2 separate regions of the Homo sapiens genome follow, and region 2 is linked to region 1. A link is an interaction called in ENCODE POLR2A ChIA-PET data of the cell type or tissue named here. Cell type or tissue: GM12878. All regions are shown on one strand.

Region 1 (8,000 bases):
CACTGACTGGCACATTGTTGACAATAATTGTTGAATAAACAAATGCCTACTCAATCTCTCTGGGCATTTTGGGGAAAGCCTTTGGTGCCCAACTGGGCCCCTGCCTGGGGAAGGAGTGGGTTGATGCTGCAGACTGGGGTTCCAGGATTGGAGAGAAGCCAGCAGAGCCCCAGCTGGGAAGGAAGGAGAGCCTGCAGGGCTCTGCCCACAGCAGCCGCCCATTCCTGTGGCTCCCACAGCAGATCCCTGCCACTCTCCAAGGCTGTGACTTTGAGACTGGTAGGATTTTCCTTGGCAAATGCATCACTCTGCTCGGTCTCTCCAACAAGGCACCACTATGTGAAATCTCCTACCTCATGAATTAGCTCTTTGAAGGCACATCTGGTGCCTTTCCTGGGCCTCTAAGGAATGTTTTCTTCAAGGAGTTCTGGACTCACCCTGCAATGGAAAGTCCAGGAGTTGTAGGCTTGGGGGCTGTGTTCTGAGCCTCCCTGACAAGGCCTTGGATTCCTAGGTACATGGCATTGTGGGGCTTGTCTGACCCCAGGGCTGTCCTTGGTTCATTCTTGGGCTCCTTCCCTCAAAGGTGCCCAGGAATGCTGGGGACTTCCTGAGATGGCACCATCATCCCCTCACTAAGACTTGATGTCCTATGGGAGTGAAGACTCAAAACAACACAAAGCCCAGCCTTGTACTCCAGTTGTAAGGTTGTGCATTTTCTTAAATGGATCTATAAACTGAAAGTGATTTAAATCAAAACAATAGGATTTGAGGAGGGTGCCTTGGAAAATAATATTAATCTGGAAAAATAAACATTTGAGACTAGCAGGAAAATTCTGAAAAACAACAGGAACACACTACATAAAATCCAGAGTCTCGGCCGGGCACAGTGGCTCACGCCTGTAATCCCAGCACTTTGGGAGGCTGAGGTGGGTGGATCACGAGGTCAGCAGATTGAGACCATCCTGGCTAACACGGTGAAACCCCATCTCTACTAAAAATACAAAAAATTAGCCAGGCACGGTGGCGGGTGCCTGTAGTCCCAGCTACTCAGGAGGCTGAGGCAGGAGAATGGCGTGAACCCAGGAGGCAGAGCTTGCAGTGAGCGGAGATCGTGCCACTGCACTCCAGCCTGGGCGACAGAGCGAGACTCCGTCTCAAAAAAAAAAAAAGAAAATCCAGAGTCTTGCTCTGTCGCCAGGCTGGAGTGCAGTGGCGCGATCTCCACTCACTGCAACCTCCACCTCCTGGGTTTAAGTGATTCTCGTGCCTCAGCCTCCCCAGTAGCTGGGATTACAGGCACACACCACCACACCCAGCTAAATTTTGTATTTTTAGTAGAGATGGGGTTTCACCATGTTGGGCAGGATGGTCTCAATCTCCTTACCTTGTGATCCACCTGCCTTGGCCTCCCAAAGTGCTGCGATTACAGGCGTGAGCCACTGTGCCTGGCCAAAATCCAGAAATCTTAAAGTAAAAGGTTGATAATTTGAACCTGTAAAAATTTAAAACCTAAATTGAGAAAATTGTCAAAAAACAAAGTCAAAAGTCCACACACTGTGGAAAACTATTTGTAACATAATATCAGATAAAAGCTACTCAGGAGGCTGAGGCAGGGGAATTGCTTGAACCCAGGAGGCAGAGGTTGCAGTGAGCTGAGATCATGCTACTGCACTCCAGCCTGCCAACAGAGCAAGACCCTAGCTCAAAAAAAAAAAAAAAAAAAAAAGCTACTCTTTTTAATATATACATTTTATAAATCAATATAAAAAAGTCCAACCAAATTTTAAAATGGGTAAAATATATAGACAGACAATTCACAAGAAAAAATAAAATTTAATGAACAGCAAATACGTGAAAAGATACTTACCTTCACCCATAATTAAAGAAATGCATGAAAGAATGACAATGAAATACAGTACCATTTTCAGCTGCTAGATCAGCATGAATTGAAGTGTTTTACAATGTATGGTGTTGGTGAGGGTGTGGGGAAGGACAATCTAGTGCATCATTGCTGGGAATGTAAATTGACCAATATTTTGGAGGGCAATTTGGAAATAACTATTATGGTAGAGTAAAAGTGGTCACAAGTTCTCTGATGTGCCTTCCATGGAGAGGTGGGGTCTATGTCCCCTTTTCTTGAATTTGGGTTGGACCGTGAATTCCCTGGTCAATAAAATACAGCAAGTGATACTGTCTCAGTTGCAAGTGTATCCCTTAGATTGTCCAGCAGGTTCCATATCCTCCCTCTTGGAAGCCAACTACCTGGTTACCTGACCTGCATTATCTAATGTTCACATGCTGTAAAAAGCCCAAACCATGTGGGGAATCCCTACAGGATATGACACCACATGTTTAAAGAGCAGTCAAGGAGCACTGAGGCCCCAGTCATGTGAGCGATGAAGCCACCTTGGAAGAGAATCACAGATGAACCATCCGGCTGAGCCCTTCCCAAAATCCCTGACCCACAAAATCATGAACAATATAAAATATTTTTTTTTTTTTTGAGACCGAGTCTCACTCTGTTGCCCAGGCTAGAGTGCAGTGGCATGATCTATGCTCACTGCAACCTCCAGCTCCCTGGTTCAAGCGATTGTCCTGCCTCAGCCTCCCGAGTAGCTGAGATTACAGGTGCACACCACCATGCCCAGCTAATTTTTGTATTTTTAGTAGAGAAAGGGTTTCACCCTGTTGGCCAGGATGGTCTCAATCTTCTGACCTCGTGTTCTGCCCGCCTCGGCCTCCCAAAGTGCAGGGATTACAGGCGTGAGCCACCACACCTGGCCAAAATGGTTGTTTTTGAGCACTAAATTTTGAGATAGTTAGTTATATAGCAATAGATATCTGGAACATCTATTCAAATTTAAATGTACCCATTGATCCAGCAATTGCACTTTTATGAATCTAAGCTACTGAAATAGTTGTACAGGTGCACAAAAACATACACACAAAGTTCATTGCAGCACTGTTTATAATAGCACAAGACTGGAAATAATCTCTATGTCTATCATTAGGGTGATGGCTAAATGAATTCTAGTATATCTAGCTAATGATATACAGTACGCCAGCTGAAATTCTGAGACAAGGAAAAGTCCCATTTGAGGTCCTGTGAGCCTAGGGTGATATAACACAGTGGTTAAGGGCAGAGAACCTGGCTTTGCCATTTACTGTCTGTGTGAATTTGGGGAAGTCACCTGTCTATACCACAATTTCCTCATCTGTAAGATGTGGAGGATAATCATAGTACCTACTTCAGAGGGCTGTGGTGAAAAATAAACAAGTTAATATGACAATATGATATATATCTGTGCTATATGTATTTTGAAGATTTTTTTTTTTTTTTGAGATGGAGTCTTGCTCTGTCACCCAGGCTGGAGTGCAGTGGCGTGATCTCGGCTCACTGCAACCTCCTCTTCCTGGGTTCAAGCCATTCTCCTGCCTCAGCCTCCCCAGTAGCTGAGATTACAGGCACACACCAACACGCCCAGCTAATTTTTGTGTTTTTAGTAGAGATGGGGTTTCACCATGTTGGCCAGGCTGGTCTCGAACCCCTGACCTTGTGATCCACCCACCTTGGCCTCCCAAAGTGCTGGGATTACAGGTGTGAGCCACCGCGTCTGGCCGTATTTTGTAGATTGAAGGGCTTGGAATTTTAAATTGAGTTGGACCAGACTTTTAATATCCTAAAATGATTGCAAAGCATAGTATCTGCCAGATTGTCATCTGGGGACAGGAAGGGAAATTTGACTGATGAAGATGTGAACATAGGCCATGTGTGGTGGCTCACGCCTGTTATCCCAGCACTTTGGGAGGCTGAGGCAGGTGGATCACTTGAGGTTGGGAGTTTGAGACTAGCCTGACCAAAGTGGAGAAACCCTGTCTCTACTAAAAATACAAAATTAGCTGGTTGTGGTGGCATATGTCTATAATCCCAGGTACTTGGGAGGCTGAGGCAGGAGAATCGCTTGAACCCAGGAGGTGGAGTTTACAGCGAGCAGAGATCATGCCATTTCACTCCAGCCTGGGCAACAAGAGCAAAACTCCATCTCAAAAAAAAAAAAAAGTGATGATAGTGGCAGGAGAATGTTTTTAAAGAAATGGACTCATATTGTACTTCCTGTTCTGACTCTTGCTGTCTCTTAGAGATTCTTCCTACCTCAGCAAATACAGACCCACTAATTTCTTTTTAACAGCTGCTCAGCATTGCATTGTATGATTTTATAATCATGCATCACAATTTATTTTGTCATCCCCTATTGATGGGCCCTTGGGTTGTTTCCAATTGTTTGCTATAGTTACGGAACAGATCGCAGTAGACATCCTTGCATCTTTATGTAATTACTGCAATTATTTCTATGGTGTAGATTCTTAGAAATGGAGTTGTTGGCATGAAAGGTATGTACATTTAAAAAATTCTGATAGCCATTGTCAAATTGTTTCAGTATCTGGTCCCATCTTTCCCTCCACTGCTCTTTGTTTTCATAACATTGCTGTCTGTTTTTATTGTTGTTGTTGTTTTAAGATAAACTTTAGTATCATTTTGCCAAGTCTTATCAGGCTGTAGTTTTGAATGAGTACAGGGATGAATTAGCTACCACATCTGCCTTGACAAGTTCAGTTGGCCAGGCGCTGTGACTCACGTCTGTAACCCCAACACTTTGGGAGGCTGAGGTGAGAGGATTGTTTGAGCCCAGGAGTTCAAGACCAGCCTGGGCAACATAGGGAAACCTCATTTCTGCAAAAAAAAAAAAAAAAAAAAAAAAAAAAAAATTAGCTATGCGTGTTGGCACATGCCTGTGGTCCCAGCTACCTGGGAGCCTGAGGTGGGAGGATCGCTTGAGCCCTGGAGATAAGGCTGTGATAAGCCATGATCTTGACACTGTATTGCATTCCAGCCTGGGTGACACAGTGAGACCTTGTCTCAAAAATAAATAAATTTAAAAAAAGTTCATAGTATGGCAGGGATTGGGGTTGGGAGGGTGCTTTAGTGGGAGCTGGAGCAGAAGGTGACAGCTGCAAAACAGTTACTTGCATCTAGGCCAGGGATACCACGGAAGGCTTGACCATGGGTTCTGGGAACCCTCAGGAAAGGGGCATTTTGAGTTTGGAGCAATCTGGGAGCCCTCTACAGAGGAGGTTTCATGCCTAGTCTTTGTAGTGGTTACAGAGCACTTTCTAGAACAACAACTGATTGAATTCTCACAATAGCCCTTTGCATATAGGTAGTGTTATTATCTCCACCTTCCAGATGAGAAAACAAGTCTGGAAGATGAAGGTCTTGCCTGACTCCAGCCTGCCAGCTCTTAGGTGCCTTTTCCTTTTCTCTTTTCCTCGCTTCCCAAGCATCTCTCCCTGACCCCCAACCTCCTGTCCCCCAACTTGAGCCTCACTGGCTGGGCTGGCAGAGCCCTGGGCAGAGGGCATGCTCAATGACACTGCACATGGCTGTGCTACCTTCTTAGAGAGGACACACATCCGGTGCATTGGGCTTTCACAACAGGCTGCACCCTGTCCCTGCTCTGGGACCCAGATCACAGAACTGCCTCACCCCTCAACCCAACAACACCAGGTCATCTTATCCTTTCTCCAGGCAAACACCTCTCTCCCTTCTGCCTGTTAACCTAAAAAAATCACGGGAACAGAAAACCAAATACCGCCTGTTCTCACTTATAAGTGGAAGCTAAATGATGATAACTTATGGACACAAAGAAGGGAACAACAGACACTGGGGCCTACTAGAGGGTGGAGGATGGGAGGAGGGAGAGAATCAGGAAATATCACTACCAGGTACTTGGCTTAGTACCTGGGTGATGAAATAATCTGTACAACAAACCCCCATGACACAAGTTTACCTATGTAACAAACCTGCACATATAGCCCTGAACCTAAAACAAAAGTTAAAAAAAAAAAAAAAAAAAAAAAAAAGAAGGCCGGGCGCGGTGGCTCACGCCTGTAATCCCAGCACTTTTGGAGGCCGAGGCGGGCGGATCACGAGGTCAGGAGATCGAGACCATCCTGGCTAACATGGTGAAACTCCGTCTCTACTGAAAATACAAAAAGAAATTAGCCGGGCATGGTGGCGGGCGCCTGTAGTCCCAGCTACTCGGGAGCTTGAGGCAAGGGAATGGCGTGAACCCGGGAGGCGGAGCTTGCAGTGAGCCGAGATCGCGCCACTGCACTCCAGCCTGGGCGACAGAGTGAGACTCCGTCTAAAAAAAAAAAAAAAAAAAAAAAAAGACCTTTAGAATTTCATTTGGGTTAAATATTGCCCCCTTCCTGCAGCTTTTTAAGATGCGCATTCCTCTAACGGGAATCCATAGTAATTCCCTACTTTCTTTGCGAAAGTTATTGGATCTTTTCCCTCATTAGAAAGGCCCGAGTATGTCTGGGAATTAAACTGCCACTCAACCCCACATTTACTTACATCTTTACCACCGCGTCTATTCCTCTCTCACCCCGCCCCCATGGCCCAAGTCTTTAGCCTGGCATTCACGTACCCTCACTGGCAATCTTGGGGAAAGCCTCAGAAAATGGTACAGCAGAAAGCCCAGCGTGGAGGAGCCAGTTGGGAGACTCAGCATGTGGGCACCCTGCTTCTCTGCGCAGAGCCTCCTCTGTCATAGGTAGATCCAGCCCATCTCAGGTTACACTACAGTCTGTAACCCCTAGCCTCTCCCTCCTCGCGCCCCTCTGGCCTCCATCACTGTCGTGCCGGTCGTGGGGACAGATGGGAGGGAATTACGGTATTTACAGCTGCTCTTCGCCGGCTCTTGCTCCCCCGCGTGTCGACAACCGAAACTGCAGCGAGGCCCAGAGGCCTCTGCCCACTCCCCTCGGAGTTCCAGGAGGACGCTAAGCGCGAGAAGCCAGGCTCAGGGAAACTGAACGCCCATACGCTCCTAGTCCCTCTCACCTGGATCCTCTGCGTCAGGTTACGTGCTTGCGCTATTTTTCCTTTTGTTTCTTTAAATTTTTTTTGTAGAGACAGTGAGCGTGTGTGTGGGGGGGTGGAAGGGTAGGTCTCACCATTTTGCCCAGGCCGGTCTCGAACTCCTGGGCTCAAGCCTTAGCCACCTGCCTTAGCCTCCCAAAGTGCTGGGACTACAGGTGTGAGCCACCACGCCCAGCCTGTTTGCGCTGTTTTCTGAGGCTTTCCGCCAAATTGCTTTCTTTCCTGGCAAGAAAGTCACGCCCTAGAATTGGGGTGTCCCAGTGGACTGGCCGGGTGGTTGGATTGAAGGATGTCCTCCAACCTCACCTTCAGCTGTGGCCTGGCTGGGGACCCAGCACGTGGTTCAATGCCATGGGAATCACCTGTTTCTCCTTTGGAGCGAGTCACACCTGGAGGCCATTCTCAACTCTCCACAGCTTGTTGTATGTCCCTGAGTGAAGTATTAACCTCTCTGAATCTCAGGTGCCTCCTCCGTACAGTGGAGCTTCCATATTCTAGCATTTGCCTCACAGAGTTGTCAATATGATTACATGGGATAGTATAGGTTGCAGGTGGAGAGCTGGAGGATAATCACCGCCACCACACTAGGGCACTCATTGTGTGCCTGGGCCTAGGCATTTTGAAATAGCCCTATTAAAAAAGGATCATCCACAGATAAATTGAAGGTCAGAGAGATTTAGTGATTGCATGGGGTCACACAGCCGAGCTAGGACTGGACTCAGAAAGACATGGATACACAAGTGCTGGGAGATGTGGGTGGAGTCTGAGGTCTGTGAGTTTATAGCAGGTGTCCCCAACCCCCGGGCAGGACCAGTATGGGTTTGTGGCCTGTTAGCAATGGGGCTGCACAGCAGGAGGTGAGCAGCAGGCATTACTGTCTGAGCTCTGCCTCTTGTCAGATCAGCAGAGGCATTAGATTCTCATAGGAACATGAACCCTATTGTCCCCACATGCGATAGGTTGCTGCACTCCTTATGAGAATCTAATGCCTGATGATCTGAGGTGGAACAGTCTCATCCTGAAACCATTCCAATGGCCCCACCCCAAC
Region 2 (8,000 bases), 700 kb before region 1:
GCTCTTATTGCCCAGGCTGGAGTGCAGTGGTGCGATCTCGGCTCACTGCAAACTCTGACTCCTGGGTCAAGCGATTCTCCTACCTCAGCCTCCCAAGTAGCTGGGATTACAGGCATGAGCCACCATGCCCAGCTAATTTTGTATTTTTAGTAGAGACAGGGTTTCACCATGTTGGTCAGGCCGGTTTTGAACTCCTGGCCTCAGGTGATCCACCGCCTTAGCTTCCCAAAGTGCAGGTGTGAGCCACCGACCCCAGCCAGCCACAATATATTTTTCTAAGGCTTTATGTCCTTTAAATGTATTCCCTTACAGTCTAGATACAAACAAATCCAAAACACTCTTTTACTGGAGGCATATCTTCTTCAGACCTCACATGATTTGACTCTTAAATTCTGCGTTTATTTTTCCGTGTATTATAAGGTATTGAGTTAGTTTAAATATGGTTCTTTTGGAAGGATGAGAGATTACCTTTACTGATCTTTGATTCATATTTTCCTAGTCAAATTGGAGAATTTGCAAGGGAACAGTCCACCTAGTACAAAATTACAAAGAATAAATTCTTTCCCTTAAACATATGCTACGCATCTCTTTTCACATGGCGAATGAAAACAAAACAAAACAAAACACCTATGCTACACATACAAAAACACAAAAAAGAGTAAGTGACATTTTGGGGTAGGATACCATGTCTGTTACCATTTAAAAGCTTTTAATAGTCAATATGACTCTCTCCACTGTCAAAATGGGATCTGTTCCTCTAACCTGCTAGTTACTAAGTAGCCCTTCTTTTTCACATACCCACAACAAAACCCACCATAATAAAAGAGGTCAGCCAGAGAAAAAGGAGACGCTATCATAACTCCTGAACCATTGCGGTGTAATGTTTATGTAGCATTTACGTAAGGATTGTCACAAGCTTGGATTTAAAGTACTGAAAGGGCAGGAAGAGTGCTGCTGCATGCACATAGTAGTCAATGCAACAGTCTACATTTACTGTGTTGAACAAGCACACTGAATAAAACCTATGACAGTACAATATGTTGTACTCTAATATCAGATCTGTGGATACCGGCAGGACTTACTTCCTGATTGAATTTGATCAGATAATGCAAAGGACGTTTTGCCAGGTAGAAGCAAGCAGGCAGAACTATTAAGGTTTTCATCCCCTTTCTGCCGGATTGTAATACGCAGTTCTTTAGAGAGGAATCAGACCCATGGCAAGATTTACAACTTTTGGTACTGGGAAAGGACAAACACGAAGTATAAAATGATGGAAAGACTAACTCAACTGGGATCTTTCTGAATGGATCTAGCTTTTAGGAACGTTTATTCTATCCAAATTCATAGTTTAATTATAGTTCTCTAGTTAGGTAAAATTTATGTTCAAAAAAATTGTGCTTGGCCAGGCATGGTAGCTCACACTTGTAATCCCCGTTACTTGGGAGGCTGAGGCAGAAGGATCACTTGAGCCCAGGAGTTTGAGACCAGGAGGCCCTGTCTCTACAAAAAATAAATAAACATTAGTCAGGTGTGGTGGCTCACGCCCATAGTCCCAGCTGTTTGGGAGGCTGGGGTGGGAGGATTGCTTGAGCCCAGGAGGTCAAGGTTGCTGTGAGCTGTGATCACGCCACTACACTCTATCCTGAGAGGTGGAGTGAGATCCCATCTCTATTAAAAAAAAAGAAGTGCTTGGAATAAAGATAGTTTTAAAAGGCAGATCCAATATATGTGAGTTTAAATGCAGTCCTTTAGGAACCATATTTGGGATTTATTATTGTATATAGATAAACCAAACAGTACTCAATTCAATATACCTAAAATCTAAACAAGCAAAGCAAAATTTTCCCAGAATACAAGGAAAATAGGATTCTTGTTGTGATGGAAAAGAACTAATAAGATCACCTGAACTTTTTTTTTTTTTTGAGACGGGTTTCACTTTTGTCCCCCAGGCTGGAGTGCAATGGCACGATCTCGGCTCACCACAAACTCTGCCTCCCGGGTTCAAGTGATTCTTCTGCCTTAGCCTCCCAAGTAGCTGGGATTACAGGCGGGCACCACCATGCCGGGCTAATTTTGTATTTTTTAGTAGAGATGGGGTTTCTCCATGTTGGTCAGGCTGGTCTCGAACTCTCGACCTCAGGTGATCCGCCCGCCTCGGCCTCCCAAAGTGTTGAGATTACAGGCGGGAGCCACCATGCCCAGCAATCACCTGAACTTTCTTTGCTGCAAAAGACTGCTCTGTGTGTGTTTTTTTTTTTTAAACACCCCTCCCCTTGAGCAGACAATCCAGCCCTACTCTAGCTGCCAAACAGAGGCAAAATGGCTCTTTGTGGAAACAAAAACGAGTAGGAAGAAAAGCTTAAAATTTATTTTTCAATAAAGGTTAAATAAAAATCTATGCTATAAAAAAATATCTATTTACATCTGCACCCTTCATTTGGCAGATTCATTCATTCACTCATTCATTCAAACAAGTATGCATCAAGTGCCCACTATTCTAAACATTGGTTTGGGTGTTAGGGTTAATTAAAGCAGTGAACAAAACAACAAAAACCTCTGCTCTTACAAGGCTCCAATTTGAGAATGCTGACACCCTAAATAGGTTAAATGTCCTATGGCCAAAGTTTTGGGATAAGATAAAACCAAGGTCTGAGCTCTTCTTTCTCCTTCTACTGTAAGTATGAGACTAAACAGTTTGTTGAGCCCTAGGCTCAGATTTCCCAGAATAAGGAGACTCTTTAGGCATTATCATCAATGTCATCTCTATGCCTTGACTCCCAAATATCTCTCTAGTTGTCTCTGGAGAACCATCCTCTGCCTGCTAGACCTCTTCAGGTGGAATACATTGCTAGTATTTCAAACTCAAGATGCCTAAATTCAAATTCCAAACAAGTTCCTCCCCCAACTTTGCCATCTCTAGTAATAGTACCACATGCCTCCTAATTATCCAGGCTCAAGATCTCTGCAACAGCTTTGACTCTTCCTTCTCCCTTAATCCTGACATTCATGTGGGCTGCCAATTCTGGTAGATTATATCACTGTAGCATTGTTCAATTCTGTTTCATTTGCCCTACTATAACCCATCTAGACTCCCTCTACATCTCAAGGGAATTCACTGCCTGCTTAATGATTTCCATGTTTGCTGCCAGACTAGTACCACATTCTGTGCCAAAAGATTTCAAAAGCAGAGTTTTAATCATATCACTCCTTTGCTTAAAAATCTTTAGTCCCTATTCCTACTTAAAATAAGCACCAACTCGCCAGCCCAGCATTCCAGGAGCTTCACCAAATGGTTTCAACCTACTTTCCTAGCCTTGTCTCCTAGGACTCCTTTACTCGCATCATATATTTTAGAAAACTGAACTAGATAAAACATTTGTTGTTGATCATATATTCTTCTGCTTGGAATGCCTCTTCCATCTCATTTAATTCTGCTAAAAGCATGTCAAATGCAGCTTCTCTCATCAAATTATTTGTCTTGCTCAGACTAGATGAAATTTCTTCTTCCAAACCCAGATGATAATAATTTGCAACTTGGGATGCTTATCTGTTCTGCCTTGTGTTATAGTTATCTGTCCATTTGGCTTATCTACTTGTCAGCTCTTTGAGGACAAGGACTCCCTACTTGGTATCCACAGGATATACTTTTTTTTTTTTTTTTTTTTTTTTGAAACAAAGTCTCTGCTGCCCCGGCTGGAGTGCAGTGGCACAGTCTCATGTGCACTGGCTCACTGCACAACCTCCGCCTCCCAGGTTCAAGCAATTCTCCTGCCTCAGCCTCCCAAGTAACTGAGATTACAGGCGCCCACCACCACACCCAGCTAATTTTTGTATTTTTAGTAGAGATGGGGTTTCACCATGTTGGCCAGGCTGGTCTCGAACTCCTGGCCTCAAGTTATCCACCCGCCTCAGCCTTCCAAAGTGCTGGGATTACACGTGTGAGCCACCTTCCCTGGCCCACAGGATACAGTTTCACATAGCAGGTCCTCAGCTCAGATTTACTGAGTCAAAGTTGCTGATGAAAGGTTAGCTGTTCCTAAAGTCAATACCTGTCAATCTCGCTCAAGGAGAAACTGTATTTTTCTTTTGCTAATTTCAAAACTTGAAAGGAATTAGTCTAGAAAATCATCTTGTTTTCAATTCTTAGAGTAATAAGAGAGAGATTTGGCTGCAAATTTTCTTAAAAAAAAAAAAAGGGCATAAGAAAACAATCCTAAAGATAGAAGAAATGTAATATTAACATAGACCAAAGGTTGAACAGACACTAGAAATCCATTACCCAGAGTGCATAGTGCAGAAAGAATTTTACCCAGCAAGGATTCAGAATCCTGGTGGGAAGGCGTTATAACATTTACATCAACGTGAAGGAATTCCAATCTCTTAGCAGCCACAGGATACTAAAAACTCTAAAATTAAAAAAATAGGGCCAGGCATAGTGGCTCCCAGCATTTTGGGAGGCAGAGGTGGGCAGATTGCTTGAACCCAGGAATTTGAGAACAGCCTGAGAAACACAGTGAAACTGTCTCTACAGAAAATACGAAAAAAAAAAAAAAATTAGCTGGGCGTGGTGGCGTGTGCCTGTAGTCCCAGCTACTCAGGAGGCTAAGGTGGAAGGATCACTTTAGCCCAGGAAGTTGAGGCTGCAGTGAGCTGTGATTGTGCCACTGTGCTCCAGCCTGGGCAACAGAGTGAAATCTTTTCTCAAAAAAAAAAAAAAAAAAAAAAGAAAAAGAAAAGAAAAAGAGAAAAAAATATATATCAAAGAGAGATATTCAAGATTCAACTTTTCAAAAATAAGCATAGTAGTTAAATACAGATGAGATTTTCCTAAATAATTATATACTGTGGTCAGAGACTTTTCATTTAAAAGTACATTGAAATTCACTACTCAGTTTTTACCCTGACAACCGAAGTTTTCAATCATCTCTTTTCCTCATACTTTAAAAATCCATGCAAAACCACAGCATTGGTTATAAATTCACTGAAGCAGGAAAGTAAAGGAAACACATATTTTAAGATAGTCTAGGACGGGCGCGGTGGCTCATGCCTGTAATCCCAGCATTTTGGGAGGCCGAGGCGGGCGGATTGCCTGAGCTCAGGAGTTCGCAACCAGCCTGGGAGACAGTGAAACCCTGTCTCTACTAAAATACAAAACATTATGCAGGTGTGGTGGCGTGCGCCTGCAGTCCCAGCTACTCGGGAGGCTGAGGCAGGAGAGTTGCTCGAACCCGGGAGGTGGAGGTTGCAGTGACGCGAGATCGCGCCACTGCACACCACCCTGGGCGACAGAGCAAGACTCCATCTCAAAATAAATAAATAAATAAAATTTTAAAAAAAATTCTATCACATTCTAAGAGAATGGAGGTAAAAAAGAATTTTAAAAAATAAAAAATATTCTAAAAAATAGGCACAAGGTGCCGGGCATGGTGGTTCATGCCTGTAATTGCAGCACTTTGTGAGGCTGAGGCAGGTGGATCACCTGAGGTTAGGAGTTCCAGACTAGCCTGGCCAACATGGTGAAACCCCATCTCCACTAAACATACAAAAATTAGCCCGGTGTGGTGGCAGGCACCTGTAATCCCAGCTTCTCAGGAAGCTGAGGCAGAAGAATCGCTTGAACTCAGGAGGCGGAGGTTGCAGTGAGCCAAGATCATGCTCCAGCCTTGGTGATAAGAGCTAAACTCTGTCTCAAAAAAAAAAAGAGACACAAGGATATATGTTGACTGTGATATGACACTACTTATCTATTTTTTCTTTACATACATTTTCTACTTAAATGCATTTTTGTTTTTTGAGATGGAGTTTCTCTCTTGTTGCCCAGGCTGGAGTGCAGTGGTGCCCAGGCTGGGGTGTAATGGTACCATCTCGTCTCACTGCAACCTCCACCTCCCAGGTTCAAGTGACTCTCCTGCCTCAGCCTCCTGAGTAGCCGGGATTTGAGGCATGTGCCACCACACCCAGCTAATTTTTATATTTTTAGTAGAGACAGGGTTTCACCATGTTGGCCAGGCTGGTCTCGAACTCCTGACCTCAGGTGATCGACCCGCCTCGGCCTCCCAAAGTGCTGGGATTACAGGCGTGAGCCACTGCGCCTGGCCGCATTATAGAGTAATAAAACTTCATTTAAAATATTTTAGAATATATTACTACACTTCCAACCCTATTTCTGTTAATAATTTTGATCTCCTTCCATTGATTCTGCTTATTTCCCCATCCCGTCCAGCTCACTTTACTATAACCCAGTTTATTCAATAAAGGATGTGAAGTAGATTTATAACCATGCCTTTATAGGTGGATAGGCAGATCATTTCTATATCTCTGCTACCAATGACAATGCAACAGTTTTATGCACATAACCTATACTTTGAGTGGTTTTATTGATTGATTTCAAGAAGTAAGGTATTTCATCAGAGAAGAAAATAACTTGATCAAATTGCTTTCTAGCCAGGCACAGTGGCTCACGCCTGTAATCCCAGTACTTTGGGAGGCCGAGGCAGGTGGATGACCTGAAGTCAGGAGTTCGAGACCAGCCTGGCCAACATGGCGAAACCTCATCTCTAATAAAAATACAAAAATTAGCCAGGTATGGTGGTATGTGCCTGTAATCCCAGCTACTTGGGAGGCTGAGACAGGAGAATTGCTTGAATCTGGGAGACAGAGGTTGAGGTAATCTGAGATTGCACCACTGCACTCTAGCCTGGGTGACAGAGCAAGACACTGTCTCAAAAAAAAAAAAAAAAAAAGAAAGAAAAAGAAAAGAAAAAAGAAATTGCTTTCTAGAGAATTTGTACAATTCGTAAAATCAACAGCAATATGTCAGTTTAACTGTGCCCTCACCTGCACTAGCTATTAGCTTTTAAAAAGGGAGGGATGGGAGAGAACTGCAGAAGTCAACAGTCTTTTGTTGTCAAACCAGAAGTCAGTCAAATTATAAATCTTAAACAACGACTTTAAAGGATGTGACTATGGACCCAATTAGTGCCCAGAGTTTGCTTAACCCTTTCTTTTTTGCCCACCTATTTTCTCGTTTATATGTACTCTCTAGTAAATGGCTTTCCTCCTTTTACATACTTTTTTCTTACCCACCAAACCACATATTTTGCCAAGAGTATATACTTACTGGTGAGAAAATATATTTGTGGGTGTACTCCATTGGACATGTGTGTGTGTGTGTGTGTGTGTGTGTGTGTGTGTGTGTGTGTGTTTATATACTATTCTTAACCTATATACTTGCACATGTGCATCTATGAAATAAATGTTTTTGTATTTTCTTGTAAAAATGTTAATACAAGAAAGTGAAATCATAAGGAGAGGAAATAAGCTAATTTGATATGTGATAATTATTTTAAAAATATGTAATCTGTTTATTATGCTTTGCTTATTTACCTACTGTGGTCTCTGTTTTTCTCTTAGCAATATATTTAATATAAAGATAAAAATCCTATGTCATATTTACTTCCCAAATACATAAGCCCTTTTTAAAAATGTCAAACTTGTTGATTTTTTGGTGTGTGTTTGCCTTATCTGTCTTTAGGCTGAGAGATGTCCCTCACTGAGACCACTAGTTTTCCAAACAACGAACAATGAAGGACAGATGACATCGCCTAAGCTGAGTCTTCACTGCAGGTCCATCTCAAATCTTGACCAGCTCTATAATTTGCCCGGGTAGAAGAACAAGGGGTGGTGTGGAGGTTCCATTTCATGCCCAAGTCAGTTGGAAGTCCAAAGTACCTACCATTCTTAACCAGCAAGGAAAAACCAGAACTGGCAAGAGCTCTAGACCAGACTACAGATGAGACCCAAAGTGGGCTACCTGGTACATCCTGTCTGTGCGACAGGTCTTTTTTTTTTTAAACTGCTCCTTGGCGAGTAGGGCTACTCCACAGGCACTGTGCCCAGAGTAGCCTCCAACAGGTCTTTTGGTCCTATGGTAGATGCCTCTGATCCTAACTTATAGCTAGTTCCCCCCAACAGCCAACAGACTCTGACAGGCCCACACA

Evidence for each region. ChIA-PET counts read pairs that join two places held together with the same protein. Peaks named below come from ENCODE experiments on the same cell type or tissue, not always from the same donor. Only the 100,000 strongest peaks of a DNase experiment are listed, where the experiment ranks them.
Region 2: POLR2A ChIA-PET joins it to region 1 with 6 read pairs; 2 of 35 experiments call an interaction of 5 or more read pairs at or near these places.

Annotation. Positions count from the first base shown.
Region 1 is chr15:64,898,920-64,906,919 of GRCh38, forward strand. No RefSeq gene overlaps it. Among named protein-coding and RNA genes, the nearest start is that of ANKDD1A, 9.0 kb to the right of the region's middle. In GM12878, a CTCF peak has its summit at 6,778; a DNase peak (open chromatin) is centred at 3,207; H3K4me3 peaks cover 365 bases; H3K27ac peaks cover 260 bases.
Region 2 is chr15:64,194,548-64,202,547 of GRCh38, forward strand. All of the region lies in intron 10 of CSNK1G1 (casein kinase 1 gamma 1), which reads right to left. Among named protein-coding and RNA genes, the nearest start is that of PPIB, 36 kb to the left of the region's middle. In GM12878, no CTCF peak of the experiment used is centred here; no DNase peak of the experiment used is centred here.